Regions from separate parts of the Homo sapiens genome. Here region 1 is linked to region 2. The links are chromatin loops, found by intact Hi-C in ENCODE. Cell type or tissue: B cell. All regions are shown on one strand. Links, peaks and the distances in the headings refer to the core of each region. The heading gives the core; the rest is flanking DNA. Region 1 holds the start of DTNB (dystrobrevin beta). Region 2 holds the start of EFR3B (EFR3 homolog B).

Region 1 (8,657 bases), core at 172-8,171, 630 kb after region 2:
ATGAAGTAAAACGCATACCTCTGACCCAGCAACTGTAGTTTTTCATTCACTGCAGCAACGGTCCTTAATGAGAATACTAAATAAACTACGATACATACTACATAAGAGATTGTGTAGTAGTTAAGAAGACTCAGGTTGATTCCTGTGTTCCAACATGAAAAAATCTCAAAATCATTCTGTTAGGGGAAAAAACTGCAGAACAATGTGTATGGTATGATGTCATTAATGCAGAGGAGAAAAAACTCTGCTCTTTTTTTATTCTGTATTACCTATATATACATGAAAATACATAGAGAATAGCCTGGAAAGACCACAAAAACTGATAACTTCTGTTTCTGTGAGTAGGTCAAGGGGGCCTTTATTCTGTCTATACTGTTTTGAGTATCAGATGAGTTTGTGTTCCCTATATATACATGAAAATACATAGAGAATAGTCTGGAAAGACCACAAAAACTGATAACTTGTTTCCGTGAGTAGGTCAAGGGGGCCTTTATTCTGTCTGTACTGTTTGAGTATCTGACAAGTGAGTGTGTGTTCTGAGCCACCTGCAGAGTTGCAGCACACAGTCACACAGAGTGTGCACTACACAACTCCAGCAGCTGCCAGGCACAAGGACTCCAATGTGAATGGTGCTCCCTAAAGCTGGGCAGAATACAATCTACACAACTAGGTGCCACAGCTCTGATGCTCGTGTAATTCGAAATCAATAAAAGGGAGTAGGGAAGATAGAGAATGGACTGCAAACCAGCATAAGGGAACATTCTGGGGTGATGGAAATTTCTTGATTGGAATGGTGGTTACAAAGTATACAGCAGTCTCCCCTCAGAAATAAACAATTTGTAAGTTTTAAGTTGTGTACCATTCTGAATAGCGTGACGAAATTTTGTGCCATCCCACTCTGTCCCACCTGGGATATGAACTATCCCTTTCTCCAGCATATCCACACTGCATAAGCCACCTTCTGGTTACTCACTTAGTAGCTGTCTCAATGATCAGATTGACTGTCATGGTATCACAGTGCTTGTGTTCAAGTGACCACTGTTTTACTTAATAATAAAGTGCAAGAGTAGTGATGCTGGCAATTGGGATATGCCACAGAGAAGCCAAACATATGCCTAAGAGAAGTCATTAATCTCTCATGGCAACTAATTTATAAGTTAAAACTTTATCATAGATACTTAAGTATAGGGAAAAAACAGTCTATATAGGGTTTGGAATTAACTGTGGCTTCAGGCATCCACTGGTGCTCTTGGAACATATCCCTGAGGCTAATGGGGGGACTACTGTACACATTTTTCCAAAACTCATCCAACCGCACACGGGAAATCTGTGCATTTTATTTTGTCAACTATACGTCAAAAAGTTGGTTTTAAAATAAATACATAAACAAAATATCATTGAGAGAGCCTGGAATAAGGCACCCAATATTGTAGAACCTAGGCACCTCTCAACAAGAGACCTGCTGGCTGTACAGCCCTGAAACAGGAGAAATAAATTTACTTCTTCAAGGCTTCCTATACAATGCCAGATTTTGATTATTACTTATTTTTCACACGAAGAAACTAAGGCCCTGAGAGAGTAACATAAAGACATAAAATAAACAATAAGTTGAAATTCTCTTGGTTCTGAGTCTAATTTTCTAACCATAGGTAGAAATTTGTCTCTCGGGCATAGTGGACATCCAAAAACTCTGCCAGCACTACCTTGACTGCACAACCCCTTTCAAAGGCAATTCCACTTATGCATGATAAAAATCCTTAGAGAACTCATAAAAGGTCAAGTTTTAATTTGGCAGACAAAGTAACCCAACAGGCACTGCAACCCAGGTTACTGAAACAGCAGCCTGGAGCTCCAGAGTTCAGAGATTCAACCAAGGCAGAGCACAGGTAGAATTCCAGCCCTTACAGAAAAGCAGAGGCACCAACAGCCTCGCACTACAGGTCTAAGACCCAAGAACCAGGACCAAAATGAAAAAGTGTTCTCTAGACAACACTACCCTCTTCCTTCTCAAGTAATAGAAAAAGCCAATGGGAGAAGGAACAAAATGGGATGATCTCAAGCAACAGGCCAAGGAGCAAGCTCTTGAAGGCCAACATGAAAGACACATGGGAAAGTGGTAGCATGGCCACAGAAACCAAGACCTCGCCGCCTTAGCCATTGCTTTAACGTGCCCAGACCTCAGAACCGGGGTTGCCTCGCATAGCAAAAAAAAAAAAAAAAAAAAAAAAAAAAAAAGAGGCAGAGAGAGAGAACTTGTGGAACAGGAGAAATCCAGCAACCTTCCCTAACACTAGAGTGACTGACACTGCTCCATGGCAAATGTGGCCAAACCTTGCTTGTCCATTCATTCATGCAATAGACACTTATGGCTCAACCGCTGTGAGCCAGGCAACATTCTGAAGATTTAGCAGTCAATAGTCATGGAGCTTATTTCTAGATGGGAAGGAAGGAAACTTCCTTTCTTTCCAAACGTCTTTTTTCCCCATCTAAGAGCCCCCTTTAAATGTTACCCGTAGGAGCCTTCAAAACTCTCCCAAATTTCTCCCATAGGCTTCTTTTGACCTTTCTGCTTTATCCCCAAAACCACGCAATTTATGGCTCCAATTTCCCAATACTGGGAAAAGACAAAAGAGACCGAAAGTAAATAGGGCATGCGACATAAAATTCGACGCTCCTTTGTATTTCATGTGCATATCTTCACAGCCACACTGTCAGCACCTCAATAACATGACGGTGTTCCATACTATTTCGTGGCCCCAGTGCTGACTACGGGTCTCTACCTACGGTAGCTGGAAGGTCTTCCTAATCCCAAGGCCTGGCACAGGAATTTAAGGGCAAGTATTCGTCACCGGCATCCTCGTCTCGGGACACTTCTTTCCTGTCCAGGGTGACCTCCTGGACAGGTTCGCTATTAGGCGCCTCGGGAAACAGTGATTTGGGGTGATCTGAAATAAATACCCTTCCCTCTGCCAGGGCCTGCCCGCCTCACCTGCCCTCTGCCAGGACCTGCCTCACTCGCCCCTTCAGCACCTAACGCAGAGCCGCCTCCAGGCGAGCCGGGCTCGGGCAGCATCAGCCCGGCGCCGGGCCCCCGCTCGCGCCCGTGCCCCGGCGCGTTCCGGACCCCGATACCCCTCCCGGCCCGGGATCCGCCGCATCCCCTCTGCCTGTCCCTCCGGGGCTAGCCGCGCCGTCCCACCTCGCAGCCGCGCGCGGTGCAGCGGCCCCGGCTCCCCGCGCCCTCCCCGACTCCTGCAGCGCCGCACCCGCAGGCTCCCGGGTCCCCAGTCCCGGCGCAGCGCGAGCTGCCGTCCCGCACCTCGCGGGCGCGAGGCTCCAGCCCAGCTCGTCTCCCCACAGCCCCGGCGGCGGCCGCAGACCCCCACCTTGCTCACTTCCCCGCCGGAGCAGGGGTCGTCGGGAAGGTCTCCTGCGGCCTCACTCCTCCGCACGCTCCGGCCCAGCCCCCTCGGCTGAGGCAGCGGCAGCGCCTACTCAGGCCCCGGAGCCACCCCCGCGGCGAACGTTCGCAGCGCCCGGCTCGCGCCGCTTCTCCGCCCGGCACGCGCAGCGCCCGCCCCCGGCGCGAGGGCGCGAGGGCGGAGGGCGGAGGGCGGATGGGCGGGCGCGCGCCCAGCGCGAGCGCGCGGCCGGGGGCGTGGCTTCCGCGCGCGGGGAGGGGGCGGGAGCGGCCGAGCAACCCCCCTCCACCCCGCCCCCGCGGCCGCGCCCCGCCCACCGGTCGCCGGCGGGTTCCGGGCAGGCGGGAAGCTGGCTCCATCCAGGCTTCTCCCGCTCGCTGGCGTCGGGCCGGGTGTCTTTCCATCCGCAGGTATCCGTCGGCGGGGTGCCCGGCCCGACGTGACTACCCGACAAAGAATGCAAAGAGCCACCCCGTGAATCATTCTCCGCGCCTGGGTCACAAGCCTGTGCCCGAGTGACCCCCGTGAACTCCGCAAGCTAGCCCAGCCGCGGCGTGCGCCCCGCGCTGCACCAGGTGCCTGTGGGCGCACGATCACGGTCACGGCGCCTGGGCTCGAGGCGCCCCAAACTTAGCGGGGAAAACAGCCATGTACACAACCAAGTCCGATGACCCGTGCAGAGCCAAGCCACGGTGCGATGCTGGCACAGAAGCTAGAGACGACTTCTGCTTGGACGCCGCAGAGGGCTAGAGGCGGCATTTATGGTCAACCTCGAAGGAAGAAAAAGAAGTCCTAGGAGGAAAAAGGGAGGACATTAGGGCTGGGAAAACAGTTTGGGCAAAGGAGCCGGGGCAGCCAGGTTTACCATCTCAGCACCAGCTTTTTTGTGTTTTACTGTTATCCATCTTTTATAGAATTCTTTCCAAACTGTGAAATACAGGAGATGGTGCCAAATTAGAATATAGCAAGGACTTTTTGAATGGTTCAAATGGTCATTCTCAACGTTACTTAAGACTCAAAACAGCAACGTCCTTTGGGGGCTATTGGTCAATGATGAAGGCTGTAAGCTCCAGAGCTAAGCGACCCCAGGCCTGCATGCTGGGAGTATGGTTTTCACTGCTTTTTGGCACCTTACGGTAAGGCAGATCGTGCCACCTCCTGCTGCTGCCTGCCTGCCTGCCTGCCTGCCTTTAGAACACCCTCTTCCTCCTCCTCTCCTCTTTTTATTTTTAAACTCCTATGGTGAAGGAAATGCTGATAACCAACTTTGTTAAATGGGAACAAATAGGTTCCTCAAAAGATGAGCATTTTCTGGCCTGCCGCGGAGGCTCACGCCTGTAATCCCAGCACTTTGGGAGGCTGAGGCAGACGGATCACTTGAGGTCAGGGGTTCGAGACCAGCCTGGCCAACATGGCGAAACTCTGTCTCTACTAAAAATACAAAAATTAGCCGGGCGTGGTGGTGTACGCCGTAATCCCAGCTACTTGGGAGGCTGAGGCAGGAGAATCGCCTGAACCTAGGAGGCAGAGGTTGCAGTGAGTCGAGATCGCACCACTGTACTCCAAGTCTGGGCAAGAGAGTGAGACTCCGTCTCAAAATAAATAAATAAAGATGGACATTTTACCTTTTACCTTACATATATGAAGTGTGTGAATATTTTCATGCTTGAGGAGACTTATCTCTTGTAGGCACGGTCTTGGCTATGTTTTGTACATATTAAGATACTCAGAATACAGGTAAGAGACCTCTAGCTTCTTTATTTGCCCTTTTTGAGCACCCCCTATGTGGAAGGCATTGAGAGGGGTAAAACATTGATTCTGTTCTTTGGAGAAAAGATGTGTAAATAATATAAAATAAATGTGTAAATATCGCTTGATATGTTCGGTTTATTGATTGAAACCAAGGTAATTTCAATATGTGGACTAGACAATCCTAAACCATAAGGGAATTAAATACTTCAAGGACACTGTATTGGCATCTCTCCATCTCTGTTCTCTATTTCTTCACCTCCCACATCCTCAGAAAACTTTTCAAACACCTTTCAATCATTCTCCCCCTCTCACTCCAAAATTACCAACTTCTCTTTACTTGTCTCTTTCCTTCATCATCTATTCATGTTTAAGCTTTTCCTGTCCTCAAGAAAAAGGAAGAAACCCTTTCGCTGTCCCTCTAGATTCTGCTTCAGTTACTAGTCCCTCTCTGAGTTTTCCTTCATAAATATCTTGAAAGTCATCTACCCTCATCTCTACCTCCTCAGCAGCTCCTCAGCTCCTCAAACCTATGTAGTTTCTGTCCACACCACATCACTGCATTGCTCTCAGTCATGAATGGCTTGTTGGATCCTAAATACCACAAGCCATCTCTGAGTCCTCATATTGTTAGAACTCTCAGTGACATTGAACAGAGTAGCCCACTCTTTCTGAAACTCCCTTGGTGTCATGGCATGACTCCTGTCTTAACCCCTGTGACCACTTCTCAGTTTCACAGATTCTCTCCTCAGCTGGTCTCACGCCACACATTCTCCCTGGACCATTCCATCCACTCCGCTTCTTTATCTACCGCATATCAGCAACTCCCAAGTGCACTCTCTCTAGCTCAGGCCACTCATCTGGGTTCCTTATTCACAAAAGCCCGCCAGACTTCTCCACCTGGGTGTCCTAGAGGTACCCCACGTTCTACATGTCTAAACTACTGTCCACCCAGTTGACCAATTCAGAAACTGGGGGGCCATTCTTGATTCCTTCTTCTCCCACCACCCCTCTGCCCTGACTCCATACCCAACAACCACTAAGTCCCATTGATGCTTCCTCATAAATAAATAACTAGAATCTTTCCCTCTTAGCCCACCTCCCCTAAACTAATGCAGCAGCTTTGTTTGTTTGTTCTGGGACGGAGTCTCGCTCTGTCACCCAGGCTGGAGTGCAGTGGCACGATCTTGGCTCACTGCAACCTCCGCCTCCCAGGTTCACGCGATTCTCCTGCCTCAGCCTCCTGAGTAGCTGGGATTACAGATGCCCATCATCATGCCTGGCTAATTTTTATATTTTTAGTTAGAGACGGGGTTTCACCATGTGGACCAGCCTGGTCTCAAACTCCTGGCCTCAAGTGATCCCCACCTGCCTTGGCCTCCCAAAGTACTGGGATTACAGGCGTGAGCCACTGCGCCTGGCCATGCAGCAGCTTTTTATGTGGTCTCCCTGCCAGTCTTGCTGCTTCCAATCCATCTTCCATGCTGCAGATTAGAGAAAGCTTTCAAAAATTTACCACCCCTGGTGTCACTGTCTAGCACTTCCCTTAATCTAGCCCTTGCCCATTCTCTCCAATCCATCGTCTATTGCTTCCTCCACACACACCATACAAACTCCTGGAATGTTTCCACTTCCCCTTGGCTCCACACCTTTGTGCTTGTTTCTGTCTCTTTTTGGAATGTCATTTGAATACAAGCAAAGAATATCCAACATATGTGTCACTGGGGTGCTACATATGTCGAAGCTATAATCTAAGAATCTTTCTGAAAATAAGATATAAACCTATAAGGCCTACATTTACCTGGGAAAATTGCCAGAGGCTGAACTCTGAGAGCTATGCTATTTACAGTGTTAAACTGATAATAATAATAATCTTCAAGGTCTGCAGGTACAAAGTTCAAATTGTTTAAAAGGGTAAGAAAATTGGACTGCAGGCCAGGTGCGGTGGCTCAAACCTGTAATCCCAGCACTTTGGGAGGCTGAGGTGGGCAGATCACCTGAGGTCAGGAGTTCGAGACCAGCCTGGCTAACATGGTGAAACCCTGTTTCTCCTAAAAATGCACAAAATTAGCCGGGTGTGGTGGTGCACGCCTGTGATCCCAGCTACTCGGGAGGCTGAGGCAGGAGAATCGCTTGAACCCGGGAGGCGGAGGTTGCAGTGAGCCGATATTGCGCCATTGCACTCCAGCTTGGGCAACAAGAGCGAAAATCTGCCTCAAAAAAAAAAAAAAAGAAAGAAAAGAAAATTGGGCTGCGGGACTTTAAACGTGGCTGCCAATTTTTTTTTTTATCATTCCTCTCCATCCAGGATGGCCTTACTGAATTGCTCGGCCAATAGAACATGCAATATTCTGGGATTTCTAATCCCAGTTCACAAAAAGTCTTTAAGTGTCCACTTGAGTTTGGGTCTTTGGTCTTTGGGAACACTTTTTTTTTTTTTTTTTTTTTTTTTTTGAGATGGACTTTCACTCTTTCACCCAGGCTGGAGTGCAGTGGCACGATCTCTGCTCACTGCAACCTCTGCCTTCCGGTTTCAAGCGATTCTCCTGCCTCCGCCTCCCGAGTAGCTGGGACTACAGGTACCCACCACCACACCTGGCTAATTTTTGTATTTTTAGTAGAGACGGGGTTTCACCATATTGGCCAGGCTGGTCTTGAACTCCTGACCTCATGCCACCCGCCTCAGCCTCCAAAGGTGCTGAGATTACAGGCGTGAGCCACCGTGCCTGGCCAGAACACTTATTCTTAAAGCCCCAAGCTGCTATGTAAAATATGTAACTCCCCAGAAAGGTCCTACATGGAGAAGGAGAGGACCTAGCTGATTCTTGCTGGTATGAGTGAAATCGTCATGAAAGCCCTACATCAGCAGAATACCACTGAGTGACCTCAGTTGAAGCCACAGGGAACAGAAGAATCATCCAGCCAAGCCCTACCCAAATTCCTAACTCCAAAGACTGTGAAATTATAATTAAAATGGTTCTTACTTGAAGCCATTCTTTTTAGGGTAGGTGGTTTATTATGGAGTCTGGTAGCCAAAATAGTTGGCATCACCCGTCTCAAGAACAACAAACAAGCAAGGCAGTAGTGATACAGCATTTTCAGCATTTTCTGGAAACTTAAGGAACAAAGATGCAAGCCAAGGATTTTATATCCATCCATTCATGCTGTTTTTAAAACATCTAGTCGATAAAAAAGAACTGTTTACAAAATGCACAACTCAAAGAATACTGCACATGCAAGCCCATCTTAAGCATCTAGTAGAGCAGGGTCAGCAAATTTTTCTAAAGCATCTGATAGTAAACATTTTAGGTTTGGTAGTCTAACTACACCAGCCTGCTACTGTAGCACATAAGCAACCATACATGATATGTCAATAAGTGGGCGTGGCTATGTTCCAATAAAATTATATTTACAAAAACAGACTTGGAGCTGGATTTGGCCCATGAGCTACAGTTTGCCACCCCTATACTAGACGAAAAGGAATAA
Region 2 (8,616 bases), core at 617-8,616:
TGCGAGTGGGGGTTCCTGCGTTTTATGCAATGGCTGTAGATTTCCTCCCACTTCTAAGCCTCCCTTTCTGTGACACGCAGGGAAATTCAGTCTCTAGTTCATATGGAAACTTGGGACCTCACTGTGCTGCTTGCTCTTGGCAGAGGATATCATTTGAGCTGTCATAGCAGAGGACCACATTTACCAGGGTGCACTTTGGCCAAAGAATAGTAACCTTTCTAAGGCTTAGTTCCTCTGGCCTGACCAAACCAGTCCCAGGAGGCCCCTGGGTTCCAGTCAAGGTCATGGGAGAGGCCCACCATGGATGAGGCCTGGGGGAGCAGGGTGGAAATTAAGTGCCCAGGTATGTTATGGATAGCCTGCAGCCCTCTCCAATCCCTACCCTCCAAACCCAGTGAAGGGGGACATGAAACAGGTGAGGCAGAGGAGCAAATGCGGGTCAAGAATTCCGAACTATACTTGACTTACAGTGCAGCTGTGATGTGCACATTGGTGTGTGCCACGAGACAGCATAGTGTGGTGGAAAGAAAATGGGTTTTGAACAGAGTGTCCTGGGTTTGAATCTCTGCTTGCCCATGTACTAGAGAGTAGTCGAACCTCTCTGGGCCTCAATTTCCCAGATGTAAAATGGGAATAGTAGTACTTACCTTGCACGGGTGCTGAGAGAATTCCATGAGACGACACAACCCGTGTAAAGTGCCTGGCATAGGCATATCACATTAGGGCACTCAGTAAATGTGATGTCTTTTCTACTTGCCTTCCTGTCATACCGGTCCCCATGTTTTGGATTTCTGCAGCTAAAGTTAAGAAGCTTTTTAAGATAGGAATCCCAATTCTCACTTTGCCTCCTTTTCATAGCTCACCTAAATGGCTGACTTCTGTTCAGCACCTCTTCATGGGTGCACTATTCTGGAGAGGGAGATCCTAGAGTTCCCACCTTCTGTTTGTTTGTTTTTGTTTGTTTGTTTGTTTTTTTGTTTGGTTTGTTTTTGTTTTTGAGACAGAGTCTCGCTCTGTCACCCAGGCTGGATTGCAGTGGCGCAATCTCGGCTCACTGCAACCTCCGCCTCCCAGTTTCAAGCAATTCTCCTGCCTCAGCCTTCCAAGTAGCTGAGACTACAGGTGCCTGCCACCACGCCCAGCTAATTTTTGTATTTTTAGTAGAGATGGGGTTTCACCATATTCACCAGGCTGGTCTTGAACTCCTGACCTTGTGATCTACCCACCTCGGCCTCCCAAAGTGCTGGGATTACAGGTGTGAGCCACCATACCTGGCCAGCCCTTCTGTTCTAGACTGTGAGCCCGAAGACTGCATTCTCTCCCAGGCTCAGTTTCCTTATATACATAATGCCACCGTGGTCAACCTCTACAGCATCATTTCCTGCACATATTTTGTCTAAACACCTTGACTGCACCTCAGAGAAGCTGGGTATGGGCCGGATTCCTTTGCCATTTAATGCATACAGCCCGCAGAACAATGTTGTCTGCTGAGCCCCTGGGGGACAGCAGAGAATTGGAGCCTCTTTTCATGGTTCTCACAGGCCATGTGACACACAGATGGGAGAAGCTGGCATCTGCAGGGCCAAAGGCCTCTGGCCAAGGCACCCATACCAAAGGGGACAGACTGGCCAAAGCAGCCTTATCCCTATCTCCTTAGGAACCACATTCTAGTGGGATCTGTTTGGTGATACAGGTTGGGAGCATGGGTGGGGAAGCCTACCCCAGGCCTGATTCAGTCATGAGGATCCAGGAGCACCCTCCAATGGCTGTTGCTAACTACAGTTGCCAGATAAAACTTAGGTGGAATCTGAGTTTCAGAAAACAAACAAAAAATGTTTTTAGTATGTCTCACCTACTGCCTGGGGCGTACATTACAAATCAGTCCTTATATATTTGAAACTCAAATTACATTGGGCATCTTGTATTTTTATTTTTTTGAGACAGAGTCTCACACTGTTGCCCAGGCTGGAGTGCAGTGGCGCGATCTCGGCTCACTGCAACCTCTGTCTCCTGGGTTCAAGTGATTCTCCTGCCTCAGCCTCCTGGGTAGCTGGGATTACAGGCGCCTGCCACCATGCCCGGCTAATTTTTGTATTTTTAGTAGAGATAGGGTTTTGCCATGTTGGCTAAGCTCGTCTGCTAACCCTAGAGCTGACAGGAAGGCTTTTGGGTTGGGCGGTTTTACGGGGAAAATACTCTGTAACAGCGTTTTTCCTTTACTCTCACATCACAACAATCAACGCAGAAGAGTTATGACCAAATGTCGGGGTGGGGGGGGGGCGTTTCCCCACACACCAAGCAGCTGGGTGTCCTCTAATGCAGTCTGACACTGAAAAGTAGTGTCAGATCCCACATTGGAGGGCTCAGTCCCCAAGACTGTTCCCCCAACACCAGTTGTAAGTCCAGACCTCCAGAACTTCTGACCAACTGGCTTCAAGTTGGGGTTCCCGTGACTCCCTCTTCGGGTTCAATTAATTTGCTGAAGTTGTTCAGAGGGACTGAAATTTACAAAGGTCAGAGATGGTAGAGGAAAGAGTATGGTAAGTGTGGTGTGCAAGCCCATCTAGTGGGAGCACAGTTGAGGAGGGAACAGGAGGTGGAAGCCAGGTGGGAAAGGAAGTCTGGGGCCCTGTTGGAAGGACCTTGAATGCTGTGTTGTTATGATAGACAGTTTTCCTCCATGATTCCTGGCTCATAACTCCCATAGCCCTTGTTACAGTCTTTTGTTGTAATATTGAGTGTGTTAGGCCACAGGAAACAGACTCTCTCCTTCTCCTGCCCTCCTTTCACCTGCCCCCAGGCAGGACTCTAATCTTTCCTGGACTTTCCAATGGTTGTTCTTAAGACCATTCCCAGAGAGGTTCCCACCCTATACCCCGGGGGAAGGAATGCTGACGTTATAAAGCTTTCATAAAAACCCAAGCGGACAGGGTTCAGGGAGCTTTGGGATAACTGAACACATCGAGGTTCCTGGAGGGTGGTGCCTGGGGGAGGGCTTGGAAGCCCTGTGCCCCTCCTCCCACACCTGAATTGTTTTTTCTTTTTCCCTTCATGAAACTCTTCCCTGCTCCTTGTATGTGCCTCCATAGTCATTATAAGATTTTATGATAATTTTTACATGTCTCCCCGCTCCTAAGTACCTTCCACAGTGTCTAGCATGTCATAGGGAGTGATTGGTAAATAGCTGATAGAAAGAACAAATTAAACTATCAGCCTTGTGAATTTTCTAAATAGAGGTCTGTACTTCTCATGCAGAATTGACTATGTTTTTTTCCTGCCCAGTAATTTTTTTTTTTTTTTTTTTTTTTTTTTTGAGACAGTGTCTCACTCTGTCGCCCAGGCTGGAGTGCAGAGGCACAATCTCAGCTCACTGAAATCTCCGCCTCCCAGGCTCAAGCGATTCTCCTGCCTCAGCCTCCCGAGTAGCTGGGACTACAGGCATGCACCACCATGCCCGGCTAATTTTTGTATTTTTAGTAGAGATGTGGTTTCACCATGTTGGCCAGGCTGGTCTTGAACTCCTGATCACAGGTGATCCACCTGCCTTGGCCTCCCAAAGTGCTGGGATTACAGGTGTGAGCCACCACGTCTGGCCTCAAGTAATGTTTTTATCAGTATTCATCTGGAATTCCCTGCTAGACCTTTCATTCTTTGAAGACAGACACTGCATTTCCTTCTGTACTGTAGACACCAATGTTTCATGAGTATATTTTGTGTTGAGCAGAATTGTGGGAAGGGAGTGTCTCTGGGTGATCATATCAAGCTAGAGCTGAGATTCTCCTTCCTGCTCCAGTTCAAGTCTGACTCTCAGTCAATCTTAAAGCCACCTGGCCTGGTCCTGGAACTGAAGAACAGAGACAGAGGTTATTTGTGAGATGCAGGGAGTGTGTGCCCGGGGTAGGGGGGTCTAGACTAAATGTGTGTTCCAGGAACCATCCCAGGGTTTCCCTTGGGGCTGGCATGCTGCTAAGAGAGTCAAAGAGGTCAAGGAAGAAGAAGAAAACCTGGAAACAGCAAGAGAGTGGGGCGCGGGCGGGAGGTGGAGGCCCAGGCCAGAGAAAAATAGGAAACATAAGTTTTGAGTGCAACAGACTGAGCACTGTTTCAAGAGTCTGGCAACCTGGATTCTTTCTCTGGCTCTGTTCCTGCCTTGAGCCATGAAGGAAGGAAAAAATATACATGAGTGCCCACTGTGTCATTTCATGTAGATTTTATTCCAGTTTCCCAACAGTCCTGCAGGAAGCTGGGGTTGAGAGAGTAGATCATTGGCCTACAGACACACAGCCCAGCCTAACAACATAAATTAACCTCTCAACGTTAAATGAAGTAAAATGAAGTTCAGTTCTTAAGTATCTTTAAGTTCCTTTCCTCTCTAACTTCTACTAGTAGAATATTTCTACCAGTAGAAAAAAACAAAAGAAAACCCAAACAACTCTCAACCATGGGCCAAGAGAAACTAAGAAATCGATATTGAAAGGCCAGGAGGGGCAGGAGAAGTGGCTCAGGCCTGTAATCTCAGCACTTTGGGAGGCCGAGGCGGGCGGATCACTTGAGGTCAGGAGTTCCAGACCAGCCTGGCCAACATGGTGAAATCCCTTCTCTACCAAAAAATACAAAAATTAGCCGGGCGTGGTGGCACGCACCTGTAGTCCCAGCTACTCTGGAGGCTGAGGTGGAAGAATCGCTTGAACCCAGGAGGCGGAGTTTGCAGGGAGCCGAGATAGTGCCACTGTACTCCACCCTGGGCGAGAGTGAGACTCCATGTCAAAAAAAAAAAAAAAAAAAAAAAAAAAAAAAAAAAAGACGGGAACGTGTGCAATGTAAAGAAGGCTGGATGAGAAGCCCAGGGAAGTCCTGAGCTAGCTTAGGAGAGATCTTCAGGTGTGGGCGTAGGCATGAGCCGCTGCCTCTCTGTGCCTGTTCCTCATAGGGTCACGGCAGGTGCAGAGCTGGAATTCAAGTCGGCGCTGGGGCTCAGCTGGAGAGGATCCTGGCGGCAAAGCTTGCGAATTACACATATAAATCAGGGAGAGGAAAAGCAAGCGGACTTCCTGCAGCCCTTGGGGGTTGGGAGTGGGGTGCGTTTCCTGCGTCCCTGACCCGGGAAGGACGCTGTTTGGTGGTAGCAAGCACCTAGCCAGAGAGTGGCTGGGCACCTAGCCAGAGAGTAGCTGGTAGGGCGCAGCTGAGGGCTGGAGGGCTTCATCAGAGAACGGCGCTCAGCTAAGGTACCTAGCCAGGAGAGGGTGGAAGTCATTCCCCAATTCCCATCCTTGCGCCCCCCGGCTTAGCCCACGCAGCCTGGACAGAACTGGAGGAGGGGTGCACCTGCAGCTCTCAGCGCCCCGGCTGACCTCGAGGACCCCAGGTTAGGGAGAGCTTCCGAGCGCTCCGACAGGAGCAGGGAGTTGGGGTGGGTAGCTCCGCAGGTGCACGCTGCGGCCCTTAGGGCGACAGCCTCGGAAAAGGCGCATCTCCGGCTGTGGGTTTCTCGGGGGCGGGGCGCAGGGGCGGGGCGGGGCGAGGGGCTCGCAGAGGCCTCGGGTTGGCCGAGCCGGGAGGGAGGAGCATTAGTATTAGCATAGCCCCCGCCCCCTGCGCGCAGCAGTGCCCAGCAACCCGAGCGGAGGCGGCCGCTGCAGCCCGGCGCTGAATGGGCTGGCGGCGCCCGGCTCCGTCCTGCCCGCGGCCGGCCCCCGCGTCTGCTCCCTCCCCGCCCGGGCCCCTGTCGGCCGCCGCCAGTCCCCGCCCCGACTGTGAATGAAAGGCGGGCGCCGCCGAGGGCTGGCTGGGAACGCCGCAGCGACGCCGGCCTCTCGAGAGGCGCGCGCCCCGCCGAGATGTACGGTAAGGAGGGCTCCGCGCCCGGGCCCGGGCCCGCGGGGGCGACTCCGCAAACTTCCCCGGCGCGGACCATTGTCCCCCTGCACGGCCCTGGCGCGGGGCCAGGCCGCTGACCTGGTGCCCGGCGGGGCTGTTGCGGTCGCTCTGTGCGCGCGCGTCTGCGCTGCGAGGACAAAGATGCCTCGGGCCGGGGACCCTGGGGTCCTCTCCAGGCCCGGCGCGTGCCGGTGCTGGGCGGTGGTCCTTCGGGGGGCGGAGGCTCAGGGGAAAGCGGGTCTCCCGGAGCCGAGCAGACCGGGAGTGCTGGAGGAGGTGGTCGTGTGGCAGCATTTGCGGAATTAACAAAAGCGGTTTGTGCCTGGGAGTTTTCTGTGGGAAGCCGGTCCAGGGCTGAGGGAGACGCCCGCGGCCGGTCGTCTGCGCGGCTCGGAGAAGGCGGGAGGCGGCGCCGGCGGCGCAGAGGCCCGGGGAGCAGCCAGTGGCCGAGTCTCGTCTCGCCCGCCTGAATGGACTCGGCCTCTGCCTGCCCCTGCCGCCCCGCGGGATCCAGGTTCACCAACTTCCAGATTTTCCCTCCGCAGTGATGAAGGGAGGAGACGCTGCTGAGAGGGTGCAGCACAGCCCTGACCTCTCCCCGCCTCCACCGCCATCCCCTCAACTGCCGTGCAACAGTTAGCCAGACCCTCACGATGCACGGCTCTGCTTGATCATTTGCTAGGACTCCCTCTGGTTTTGCAGGCAGTGTGGGTGAAGAAGAGAGAGCGCGTTGGGTCCCACATTGCAGCTCTGATGAATGGAGCACTGGAGACCTAGACCAGTCTAGGAATGGACTGCATTCCTGAGCCTGCAGCCCACCAAGGGCTGTGCGTGTGTGTGTGATCCCGGTAGACATAAGTCCATGAAAACCCAGGTCTCTGGCAGCTCTTCTAGTGCCAGCAAAATAATTGGAGCTGTGCTCACCTCCCACCCCCACTGCAAGGTAGGGGCTCAGGCTGCACTTGAGGGGTCAGTGTTTGGAGAAGAGTGCGTTCCCAATTTAACCCATCACTGAGGCTGCTCGGCTGCTCAGCTGCCTCGCTCCGCGAACAGACTGTGAGTCACAAAGTTTGTTAGAGGCAGAGGAAGCTGAGAGCCTGGTGGAAAGGCTCAGCAATTGGTGGGCCCCCCTACTGAGAGAGAGAGAGAGACTGACTCAACTTTTTCATCGGTCTCCTTCCCTGCCCAGTTGCTCAGAAATACGTTTGCATTTCTGATCCAGGGTGAGACATCAGCAGGTCCCCTCAGCAAGTACCATTTCTCTTGGACCAAGTGGGAGGAGGGGGAGGTTGGCCTGAGAGGCTGTGCTGCTGACCACTGGGGACTCTGGGGAAAGGTAAAAAGGCGGTTATGCTTTATAAGCCAGAGGTTGTGATATGTATGTATATATATAGGAGTATGTGTGTATTTTTTTACTCTCTCTGTTTTCCCCCTCTTCTTTTCTGCAGAGGTAGCAGCCTGAAGCTGCAGATCATTTGACAAAAGCATGTGACTGCAGGGGCACCTGCAGTGGGGAAGGAGTTAGGACAGGCTCATCAGAATGGGTCAGAATTAGGAACTGGGTTCTGCTGGGCTGCCTCATTGCATTTAGTCCAAGATAATTTGGTCGTTTACCCGAGATATCTGAAGGTGGGGGTCCCAGGCTGCCTCTGTTGTATGAAGCAAGACAAGGAAGAGCTGGATAGTCAGAAAGGTGAACTGGGGAATCAAAGCATCTGGGTGCTATTTTCAGACACATCTCAGGTTTTCATTTCTCTTTTATAATATATTTTTATTTCCCCAGATGCAAACAGATATGGTATTTACCCTGAATGATTCATAGAAAGATTGTAATGGAGGAATCCTCTGGGCAGTTGCCTGCAGCAAAGGAAAGTCACACCAAGCTTGGGTGGGAAATTACTACTGAGTTGCTGGGTGCAGAGTCTGATCTTAGGAGGTGTGGGAGGGAGCCCACTCCCCCTGGTGAGGACTCAACTGCTTGGATTTTCGTATATTCCTGACTTTCATGAAAAGAAAGGGTTCATGTGATATTTAAAATCATTTTCTCACCAGAAGTCAATAGAGTGATGAAAAAAAGTGAGTAAGGAGGTTTGGGGGCGGGGATCACAGAATTATAGACTTCTTATAATTGCAATTTTCCTCTTGTTTTACAAGTTATTTTTCCAGGGTGACAGAGTTAGATGGAACAGGGCACAATGAAAATGGGGGCCTCCTGGCACTGCGCTTCTCCCCCTCCCACCTCCTGACCTCCCCTGTGTGTCCTATAAAGTCTCATTAGAAAAATACCACCAGGGGTTTTATTAACGTGATGGGCAGAGAGGCCCCCCTATGGAGCCGAAAGTCACCTAAGAGCTTTAGGTAAAGGTGTACCTTGTCCACCCACCTTGGTGACTTGTGCCACTATAAATTTGTCTTCCCATCTGTCCAGCTCTGGAGGATCTCCGTTTCCCATCCCTCCCCCTCCTCACCCTGCCTCTGCCCTCCACAGCTCAGCCTTCTTCCTTCTGCTTATGGGAGGCTGGGAACCCCATGTCTTTGCTGGACACAGTGCTATCTAGGATAGAAGGAATCCTTGTTCTGAGGTCATCCCATCTGAATCCAGGAGCCCTTTCATGGCTGGGTGACCTCAGGCAAGTGGAATTGTCACTCAGAATTAAATCCCTGTATACAAAAGTGAAACGCATGTCTGTCTACCTTCCAGGTCTGTTGTGAGCATCACAAGAGGTTCCGAGCTCC

What was found. Hi-C counts contacts between places; a loop is a spot of excess contacts. Peaks named below come from ENCODE experiments on the same cell type or tissue, not always from the same donor. Only the 100,000 strongest peaks of a DNase experiment are listed, where the experiment ranks them.
Region 1: it touches region 2 in a loop (8-fold over the local background); 3 of 110 quality-filtered maps call a loop at or near these places.

The regions. Positions count from the first base shown.
Region 1 is chr2:25,670,000-25,678,656 of GRCh38, forward strand. DTNB (dystrobrevin beta) reads right to left here and starts at 3,578. Exons shown (of 21, transcript NM_021907.5): 1 at 3,387-3,578. RefSeq lists silencers at 3,027-3,956, 3,321-3,615 and an enhancer at 5,764-5,973. In B cell, for the core only: no CTCF peak of the experiment used is centred there; DNase peaks (open chromatin) are centred at 3,062, 3,502 and 3,952; H3K4me3 peaks cover 1,864 bases; H3K27ac peaks cover 1,051 bases; H3K27me3 peaks cover 217 bases.
Region 2 is chr2:25,036,473-25,045,088 of GRCh38, forward strand. EFR3B (EFR3 homolog B) reads left to right here and starts at 5,604. Exons shown (of 23, transcript NM_014971.2): 1 at 5,604-5,847. The coding sequence starts at 5,841. DNAJC27-AS1 (DNAJC27 antisense RNA 1) reads left to right here. Exons shown (of 3, transcript NR_034113.1): 3 at 1-3,222. RefSeq lists enhancers at 4,612-5,561, 5,562-6,510 and silencers at 5,468-6,087, 6,218-6,297, 6,408-6,537, 6,868-6,997. In B cell, for the core only: no CTCF peak of the experiment used is centred there; DNase peaks (open chromatin) are centred at 5,579 and 6,559; H3K4me3 peaks cover 2,450 bases; H3K27me3 peaks cover 3,447 bases.